2 separate regions of the Homo sapiens genome follow, and region 2 is linked to region 1. The links are chromatin loops, found by intact Hi-C in ENCODE. Cell type or tissue: dorsolateral prefrontal cortex. All regions are shown on one strand. Each heading gives the region's core, and the rest is flanking DNA. Links, peaks and the distances in the headings are about the cores only.

Evidence for each region. Hi-C counts contacts between places; a loop is a spot of excess contacts. Peaks named below come from ENCODE experiments on the same cell type or tissue, not always from the same donor. Only the 100,000 strongest peaks of a DNase experiment are listed, where the experiment ranks them.
Region 2: a loop joins it to region 1, with 2.5 times the contacts of the local background. A loop is called at or near these places in 2 of 110 quality-filtered maps.

Annotation. Positions count from the first base shown.
Region 1 is chr3:194,754,970-194,759,357 of GRCh38, forward strand. The region is part of intron 3 of LINC01968 (long intergenic non-protein coding RNA 1968); the gene reads left to right. The region is part of intron 2 of LOC105374292 (a long non-coding RNA gene); the gene reads left to right. It also overlaps the pseudogene FAM151AP1. Among named protein-coding and RNA genes, the nearest start is that of LINC01972, 12 kb to the right of the region's middle. In dorsolateral prefrontal cortex, for the core only: no CTCF peak of the experiment used is centred there; DNase peaks (open chromatin) are centred at 2,192 and 2,827; H3K4me3 peaks cover 539 bases; H3K27ac peaks cover 2,544 bases.
Region 2 is chr3:194,812,709-194,817,096 of GRCh38, forward strand. All of the region lies in intron 3 of LOC105374292 (a long non-coding RNA gene), which reads left to right. Among named protein-coding and RNA genes, the nearest start is that of LINC01972, 46 kb to the left of the region's middle. In dorsolateral prefrontal cortex, for the core only: no CTCF peak of the experiment used is centred there; a DNase peak (open chromatin) is centred at 2,343; H3K4me3 peaks cover 518 bases; H3K27ac peaks cover 903 bases.

The sequences.
Region 1 (4,388 bases), core at 189-4,188:
CCTCCACCTCCCAGGTTCAAGCGGTTCTCCTGCCTCAGCCTCCTGAGTAGCTGGGACTACAGGCGTGCGCCGCCACACCCAGCTAATTTTTGTATTTTTAGTACAGGCGGGGTTTCATCATGTTAGCCACTGGTCTTGAACTCCTGATCTCAAGTGATCCACCTGCCTTGGCCTCCCAAAGTGTTGGTATTACAGGTGTGAGCTACCACACCTGACCCCCCCAAAAACTCTTAACTATAATAAAACTGTACGGCTAATATTGCTTTTGGTGCAAAACACATCCATTTAGCATGCAGACATTGGGCTGAATCCACTGCAGCGAACATGTATTAAGTCCTCACTGTGGGTTCGGCAGGGCTGGCCTGGAGTTTACATGTTTTCGTGTCACTGATTCATTAGCACATGGGTAAACTAGTTATTAATTAATGCACTCAAGCAGGCAATGTTGTCCGAAAGAAAGATTCCACACAGGGAACAAAATAATGACACTTAAAAGGTTTGACTGGTGGAGAATGAGGTGCTGCTGGGGCCTCCTGCCTCCCACGGGATCCCAGCTTGCAGGGAACCTTGGGGACTCTGGGTCGTGCGGAGTTGGGGGCGTTCCCCAGAGAGCGTTGTCATGGCCTGCAGGGAGCAGTTATCGAAGAATCAGGTCAAGTGGGGGTTTGCTGGCATTACCTGTGTTTCTGTAGTGGTCATTGCCGCGATAGTCCTTGCCATCGCCTTGCGGTGGCCAGGCTGTGAGCTGGAGGCCTGCAGCTCCGAGGCCGACATGCTGGATTACCTGCTGAGCCTGGGCCAGATCAGCTGCCGAGATGCCCTGGAGGTCACCTGGTACCACGCAGCCAACAGCAAGAAAGCCGTGACAGCTGCCCTGAACAGCAACATCACAGTCCTGGAGGCTGACGTCAATGTAGAAGGGCTCGGCACAGCTGACGAGACAGGAGCTCCCATCGTGGCACACCCTCCGGCTATCTACAGTGATGACACACTGGAGCAGTGGCTGGATGGTGTGCTGGGCTCTTCCCAGAAGGGCATCAAACTGGACTTCAAGAACATCAAGGCCGTGGGCCCCTCCCTGGACCTCCTGTGGTAGCTGACAGAGTGGGGCAAAGTCCGGCGGCCCATGTGGATCAACGCTGACATCTTAAAGGGCCCCGACATGCCCATCTCAGCTGAGGTCAGTGCCACACAGTTCCTGGCCCTGGTCCAGGAGAAGTATCCCAAGGCCACCCTGTCTCCAGGCTGGACCACCCTGTACGTGCCCATGTTCCCAAACAGGACGTACACCCGAGCCATGGTGGAGAAGATGCACGAGCTGGTGGGAGTGGTGCTCCAGAGGGTCACCTTCCCTGTGCGGTCTTCCACAGTGCGGGCCGCCCAGGCCCACTCCAGCTGGCTGCTGAGCCAATCTGAGAGGTACAGCCTGACGCTATGGCAGGCTGCCTCGGACCCCATGTTGGCAGAGGATCTGCCCTACGTCCAGGATAACACTGCTGTCCACCACGTCTACTGTGATATCTTTGAGCCTTTCCTGTTGCAGTTCAAGCAGGTGGCCTCTACTTGGCAGGGTGCCATGAGGCTTAGAGAGGATGGCTGTAGAGCTGTGGCCTACAGAAGGTGTTTCATGAATAGCAGCCACCTCACCTTGGCGATTTGGGGCCCCACAGTGAATGCCACATGGAAACAAATGTACTACACGGGAGGCAGCCTGATCCCTCTTCTCCAGCTGTTCGAGGGTGATGGTCTTCTCAATGCTGCCCCAGGGGTACAGCAATGGTAACCCTCCCAGACACAGAAGGCATGATCCTGCTGGACACTGGCCTCAAGGGAACTGTGGCTGAGAACCCCGTGCCCACTGTTTGTGCTCCAAGTGGCAGCATCCTGAGGTTGGAGTCCTGCCTGCAGCAGCTGGCCGCACATCCCAGACACTGGAGCGTCCATTTGCAAATAGTGGAGCCCGCAGCCCTCTGGCCGTCCCTGGCCTTGCTGGCATCCCTGTCCAGCCTTGGCTTCTTGCATCGGCCTGTGTGGATGGGGCCAACATCTCCCACGGGAGCTTTTCAGTCCTCGGCCACATGGCTGGCAGAGAGCTGCTTACAGCTGTGGCTGAGGTCTTCCCCCATGTGACTGTGGCACCAGGCTGGACTCAGGAGGTGCTGGGCAGTGGCTACAGGGAACAGCTGCTCACAGATATGCTAGAGCTGTGCCAGGGGCTCAGCTTCCAGATGCAGGCCAGGCCACGGGGCCACAGCACGCCTGGAGCTGTTGCCAGGCTGCTGGCATCCTCCCCTGGGGCTACTGTCACAGTGGAGCACAGCCCAGCTGGGGGCAACTATGCCTGTGAGAGGACAGCGCTGCTGGGAGCCAGGGCTGTAGACAGAACCCGAATCTACTACACGCTGCCCCAGGGGTACCACAAGGACTTGCTGGCCGATGTTTGCAGAAACTGAGCACCCAGGGGTGGTGGGCCAGCAGACCCCAGGGTGGAGTCTTCCCATGGGGAGGCAGGAAGAAATAAAGACCTTTGCCTTTCTCCAGGCAAAACAAAACAAAAAAGAAAGGTTTGAAACCCTGGTCTGGATATCTAGCTTATTGTGTGTGGTCAATAGAAGATTTTTAATAAATGAAAAATGTTTTACTCACCTTTTCACTGCTTTGCTAGAAAAGACAACTTGGAGTTTCCAAGAGAACAGTCTGTGCCCTGGCTATATTTCAGAAATGTTCATTCTATTCAGTCCAGCTGCAGGGAAAAGGATTGTTGCTGGAAGAAAGGGCCTACTTTACACAGCTGTATCTAGGGAAGGCTGAGGGTTGCTCCCCATGGCCCTCTGGTTCTCCCCCTGACTGTTTTATGGTCAGGCCCATGTGCAGCTGCTGGGATCCCTAATGATGCCTGATATATGGGGAGCTTAAGTGGCTACATTTAAGGCTTAGATATTAGCAGGGGACTCTTGCACTGTCTGAAGACGAGCAGTTGATGTATTCCGTGTGCTGTAGTCTGCCAGCCCATTAGAATTTAATTAGGCACATTCTTTCCTGACAGCCTTATGGTGCTCAGGAGCAAGATGCTTTTGGCTTTGTGGCTGCATTTGGAACTCATTCTTTCTCCTTTTTTTCTGGAAGCTCTCAGCATCTCCTCTGCCTTCAGAGAACCTGTGGTGGTGTGTATCAGAATCACTCCTGGAGATTTTGAGTCAGTTGGTCTGGGACAGCTATCTTCCTTTTAATAATCCTCCACAGGTGACTCTGAATTGCTCTGAGGCCTGAGACATGCTGACCTCTGTAGGTTAATGATCCTCAAGCCAACACCTCCACTCCAGACCTCCCGAGCTTCAGACATACGCAACCTTCTGTCTTTTGGGCAGCTCCACCTGGAATGTCTACGAGGCGCCTCAAGCTCCAAGTAGATGTCCTATAAGTTTTGGAGTCCCTCACCTGCTCTGTATTCAGTTCATTCTATTTATTTATTCTTTCTTCCAAAATATCTCTTCATTCTCTCACCTCCTAAGGAAAATTCTGCCTTTTGTAAACAAGGTCTAGTTGTCACTGGATGGAGAAGCTGTTTCTCTGATTCACCTGATTTCCCTTTTACTTGAGAATTTCTCCCTAACCATTGCTCCCATCTCGTAAATAACTTATAATAACTTCGGTAGGGGCCTGTGATTTCCCCCGCATGCATGCATGCTTCTTCCCTTAGTTTCCTCTAGTACAGCTGAGACAAGGCTGGAAAACCTGACTGGATTTGTCCCACTGGAGACTCAGTGACAGGTGAAGGGAGATCAACACAGGGTGTACTGTGACCCAGGATACCTGGCATTCAGCACCTTTCCCTTTGAAGCCTGAAGGGCCTGCCTCACCTGAACTCCCCCTAGCATCCCTATGGCAAGTACTATCTTGGCACTTGCCAAGTTGAGTGTGTGCCCAGAACAGGTCTTTACCCAGAACAGCTGGAGCAAGGTCCTCTCCCTGCTTCCCCGCTTCATTTCTGCTTCTTGTCAGAGCATCCATCTGGTTCTCAAATGGCTGGTGTTGGATATAACCACTCCCTTCAGAGGAGACCATGCCTATTCCAGGGCCAGGGTTGCATAAGGTTCAGCACTGCAACCAAACCAAAATATGACATAGTGACCCCGATTTTAATGATGAACTCACATTACACCCCCTGGCCATGCCATTGCCGCTGCCTTAGTTCCAGGCTTCAGTAGCTCTTGCCAACCAGTAGCAGAAGGCTCCCCTCCCATCTTTGACCACATCCAGTCTTCCCACAGTAGCTGGACCCACAATCCTAAAACTACAGAATATCACCATTTAGCAGTTCTCAAACTATTTGGTCTTAGGATTCTTTTACGCTATAAAAAATTACTGACGAGGCAGGCGGATCATGA
Region 2 (4,388 bases), core at 114-4,113, 58 kb after region 1:
TTTGCTCTTTTTCATGCTTCTGGCTTGTTTTTCTTTGCAGTTTTGAACTTGCTAAACAATGTTTATTTATTATTTTCAAAGCCTTTGGCTCACTCGGACAAAGGGAGCTCAGATTAGTGGAGAGAACATTTGATTAGGATCTCAGAGACCTAGCGAGCTCTGTGATCTTGGCAATTTCACCCTTTCAACAAACATTGAGGGCCCTCATTCTGTGCAAGGGATCCCATTAGATGCCATGGAAGATGCCAAGATGTGTGAACAGCCTCTGCCCCCAAAGTGCCATAATCCCTCCCTGTATCTCACTTTATCTGAAAATTGAGAACTGTGGGATATGCCCAGCATCTTCCATAGAGTTGCAGATAGGATGATGCATGAAAGCACTCAGCACCTTCTCTCTGTCCTCGAGTATTAAGAGAATTACCAAGATGTCATCAAGATGTGAGTGCTAACTTTCCATTTTTATTTAAAAATGAAACTAATGATGACCCTTTTTACTTATCCAAAGGTTTGAAATGTAAGAACCAAATAGATCAACTAAACCTTTAAGTCAGTCTCAGGACATTGGCAAGTAGGGCAGAAAGGGGCTGGCTGCCCCTCCATTCTGCTGGGGCCAGTATCCCTCTGGTTTTCCAAGGGGCCATTAAAAATACATAGTGCCCAAGAAGTGACAAAGAAATGGAGTCTCTGCTTGTCCTTGGAAAAAAATGTAGGCCACAGTAAGACCCCTGAGAAAAATCTCTAGACAGTCTGCCAACCTCTTTCCATCATCTGGAAAGGAAAGGAAGGTCCACAGAGGCAGCTCAGTAAGGGCAGAGGGTGGGCCACAGGCTCTCTGAGTGTCCTCCATGATTCATCAGTGTGGAAAAGCGAACATCAGTCCTCAGAGCCCAGCTTCGAGGCACAAAAAGGCTGCAAGACTCAGCCAGAAAGCTGGGCCCACACTTGGGGATGAGGGTGAAAATGGCTCACAGAAATGGTTTCTCAACAGCATTGACTGCCTATGGGGTGTGCATGAGAATTGCAGCAGGATCCTCACAGATGAAGGGGGGCTCCCTGGATTCAGAGGCAGGTGCAATATCTCAGGTGTTTAAGGAGTCGGGTTAAGTTGTGATTATAAGGACTATGCAATCAGATGACTGTCCTGAATGGCCACATACTCATTGGAGCAAGATAATAAAAGGCTGAGAGTGACTAATCACATTTAAGATAAAGTGTGAAAGTTTGAGGGTCCCCTTGACAGCATAGAAAGAATTTTCATCTCCTGCACCTGGAGGGCAGAAAAAGCTCAGGATCAGGCACAAGACTGAATCATGAGGGTGGCTGAGCTCCAGAGAAGGTTCAGTTCTCGACCACAGCAAGTCTGCAATGCCACCATTGTCACGGCTGGGAAGAAATAAGACCTTGAAATGGGATAGGGACATCTGGGCCAATACACTTGAGGATCATGAGCCCTCTGGGCCTGGAGAAGGGGCTCACTCCTCCCTATTAAAGGCTATTCCCCTCCTTTGCTTAAAGATGTTGTAACCTCTTTCAACAAAAATTCAACAAAAATTGAATGATCATGGGAGTTTGTTACTAGCTGTCTTCAATAAGAACAAATAAATTAAAAAGGGCTGAAGAGAGAACTATGAAGCACTTACTTTAAATTAAAAAAGAAAGGGTAGGTTTAGAATTGAAATGTTACTGTCACCAGAATTACCACATCTCAGATAAATGTTGCTGTAAGTCCATTCCTAGGGTGTAAGTCAGGAAAGGAGTTGTTGGGCTGACCCTGGCTCTGAGTGAATGGCCCAATACATGGTGGGTACATAGTGACTACCTTGACATCCAGAGAAGGCACAGTTTATGTAAAGGGAGACTGGGAGCTGTTAGAGTTTTAGAATCTTCTTCCCTCAGTCTTCATGGGGCTTTAGTGATCAAATGGGGGGCACAGACTCATGTCAGGCAGCCCTGGCTGGGTGGGGATTCTTCTTTTGCCCTTTGTAGGTTGTGTCACCCCAAGCCAATTTCTCAGCTTCAATGAGCCTCAGTTTCCCCATGTGTAAAATAGTGTTAATAAAACCTCCTCCCAGAGTTGCTGAGAGGGCATATAAGAACAAAATGAACAACTCATAGCGCCATGCCCACCTGCAGTGTGAAGGGTGGGAGGGAGAGTGAACAGGCAGAAGGGGTCTTCTACCAACCCAGCTCTGGGAGGCCTCTGGGACCCAGAAAACCACCTAGGGTAGCAGGAAGGGAGGGCCTGGTCAACTGTGAGAAGGCAGAGGGATTGAATCTGGATGGCCAAAGAGAGAAAGAGGCCATCTGATGATGTCCCTGTATCCAGGCAGCATTCTGTCAATTACCCGGGCTGGGATGCTTCCCAATTTCATAAATAGTCAAAGGGCACTGAATCATCGAGAATCATAAAGAATGGCTTCTTTGTGCTAATTTTATTTCCTAGCCCAGCTTGCCTTTCCATCTGTTTTCAGCATGACCCCGATTTCTGCCTAATTTCCCAGTTGGATGCTAGAAGCCGAGAGAGGTTAAGTGATTTGCCTGTAAGCCTGTGGTGTGGTTACTTTTTATAGTGGTGAAGTCTCCATGGCCCTGTCAGGGCCTCCTCCACAGTAATCCTTTAGCACAATCCAGGAAAAACTGTGAGGCGAGGAGTCAGGAGGACTCGGTATTGAACTCCCACCGGAGGAAGAGTTCAGCTGCTTATCCTCTCTACGTCTCAGTTTCTCCGTCTGTCAAACGGGCTAAGCCACACCAAGCCTGCCAGGCTGTTGTGAGGATTACGGGAAGTGTGTAGCCATCTCCAGCCACCCTTGGCATGTGGTAGGGACTCACTCAATATGAGGTGCTGTTCTTTTTGTTATCTCCATACAGAATCTTATGACGGGAAAGCTCAAACTTATTATCTTGCAGGTTTCCTTATAGAGGTTTTTTTTTTTTTTTTTCACAGACTAGTAAGATTTCCAGAAAACAAGGGATCAGTACAGGGTTGACAACTTTTATTTTTCTGAGCAAGTCCATTGAAACAAACTATCATTCATTAGTACCATACTTTCATTAAAAAGGGATAACTTCACACACAATCACACACACGCACACGCACACACTCAGATTAGAAATGACATAATATCAGGATAATGCAGCCTTTTAAAGTTGGGAACAATTCAATTTGTAAAACACGTACTACAGGCCAGGCGCAGTGGCTCACGTCTGTAATCCCAGCACTTTGGGAGGCCAAGGCAGGTGGATTACCTGAGGTCATGAGTTCAAGACCAGTCTGGCCAACATGGTGAAACCCCCTATCTACTAAAAATACAAAGAAATTAGCTGGGTCTGGTGGCAGGTGCCTGTGATCCCAGCTGCTCAGGAGACTGAGGCAGGAGAATTACTTGAACCCGGGAGACGGAGGTTGCAGTGAGCCTAGATTGCGCCATTGCACTCCAGCTTGAGTGACAGACTGAGACTCCATCTCCAAAAAAAAACTACATTGTGATTTTTTTCATTTCCCCATTATTCAGTTTGGTGAGAACTGTGTCATATGCTGACAACTCTCCGAAGATCTGTACTTGAGACCCATTGCTTCAGTTCATTTGATCCCCAAAACAACAATGTGAGGAAAACTGGGTAGGGATTAAAGCAGTATTGCCATTTTATAGGTAAGCAAACCGTCGAGGCAAGATGATGTTCTTTTGAGCTCGCAGTGTCTGTTCTATTCGTTAGGATCACGTTCATCGTCAACAGAACCCTTACTGGAGTATTTCCTAAGTGCCATACAGGGTGCTAAGTCCCTTACAAGCATGAGCCCCTCTAATCCTCACAGCCACCCAGTAACTGAAGGGTGCTATCATTCCTCATTTTAATAATAGCTAAAGCGAGGGTTAGACAGCTTAACTCTCCAAGGTCCAGGGTCACACATAGAGTGAGTGGCAGAACCAGGATTCAAACCCAGGTTTAGACTACTCCAAAGCTGCCCCGCTTTATGGATTTTGATCTGCCTGCGGTCACTAGCTGGTAAGAGGGAAACTGACTACAAACCCTGAGCATTCTGACTCCTGGCCCGCTGCTTCCCCCTGGGGTAAAGGTCTGAGTGGGTGTCTCTGCCTCTTCCTGCTGCTCCATCTGTCCGGATACACCATCACTTGGCTCCATTAAGTTTTGTTGACTAAAGAAAGAAGTAAGCTTTTAAAGAATTAAAGTTAGTTTTATTTCAACGTTTTATTGAGGATTATCGCCGGGGGGTAGACTTTTAGAGGGTTTTATTAGACTGTGTTAAGTTAGTACTTTAGTTTATAGTTTATACACAGATTGTGAAGATTTAGTATGTGTAAAAGTTTGTCTAAGTTTGGGTGTACGAGTATATTTGGTTATAGTTTGTAGGGATAGGTATTAAC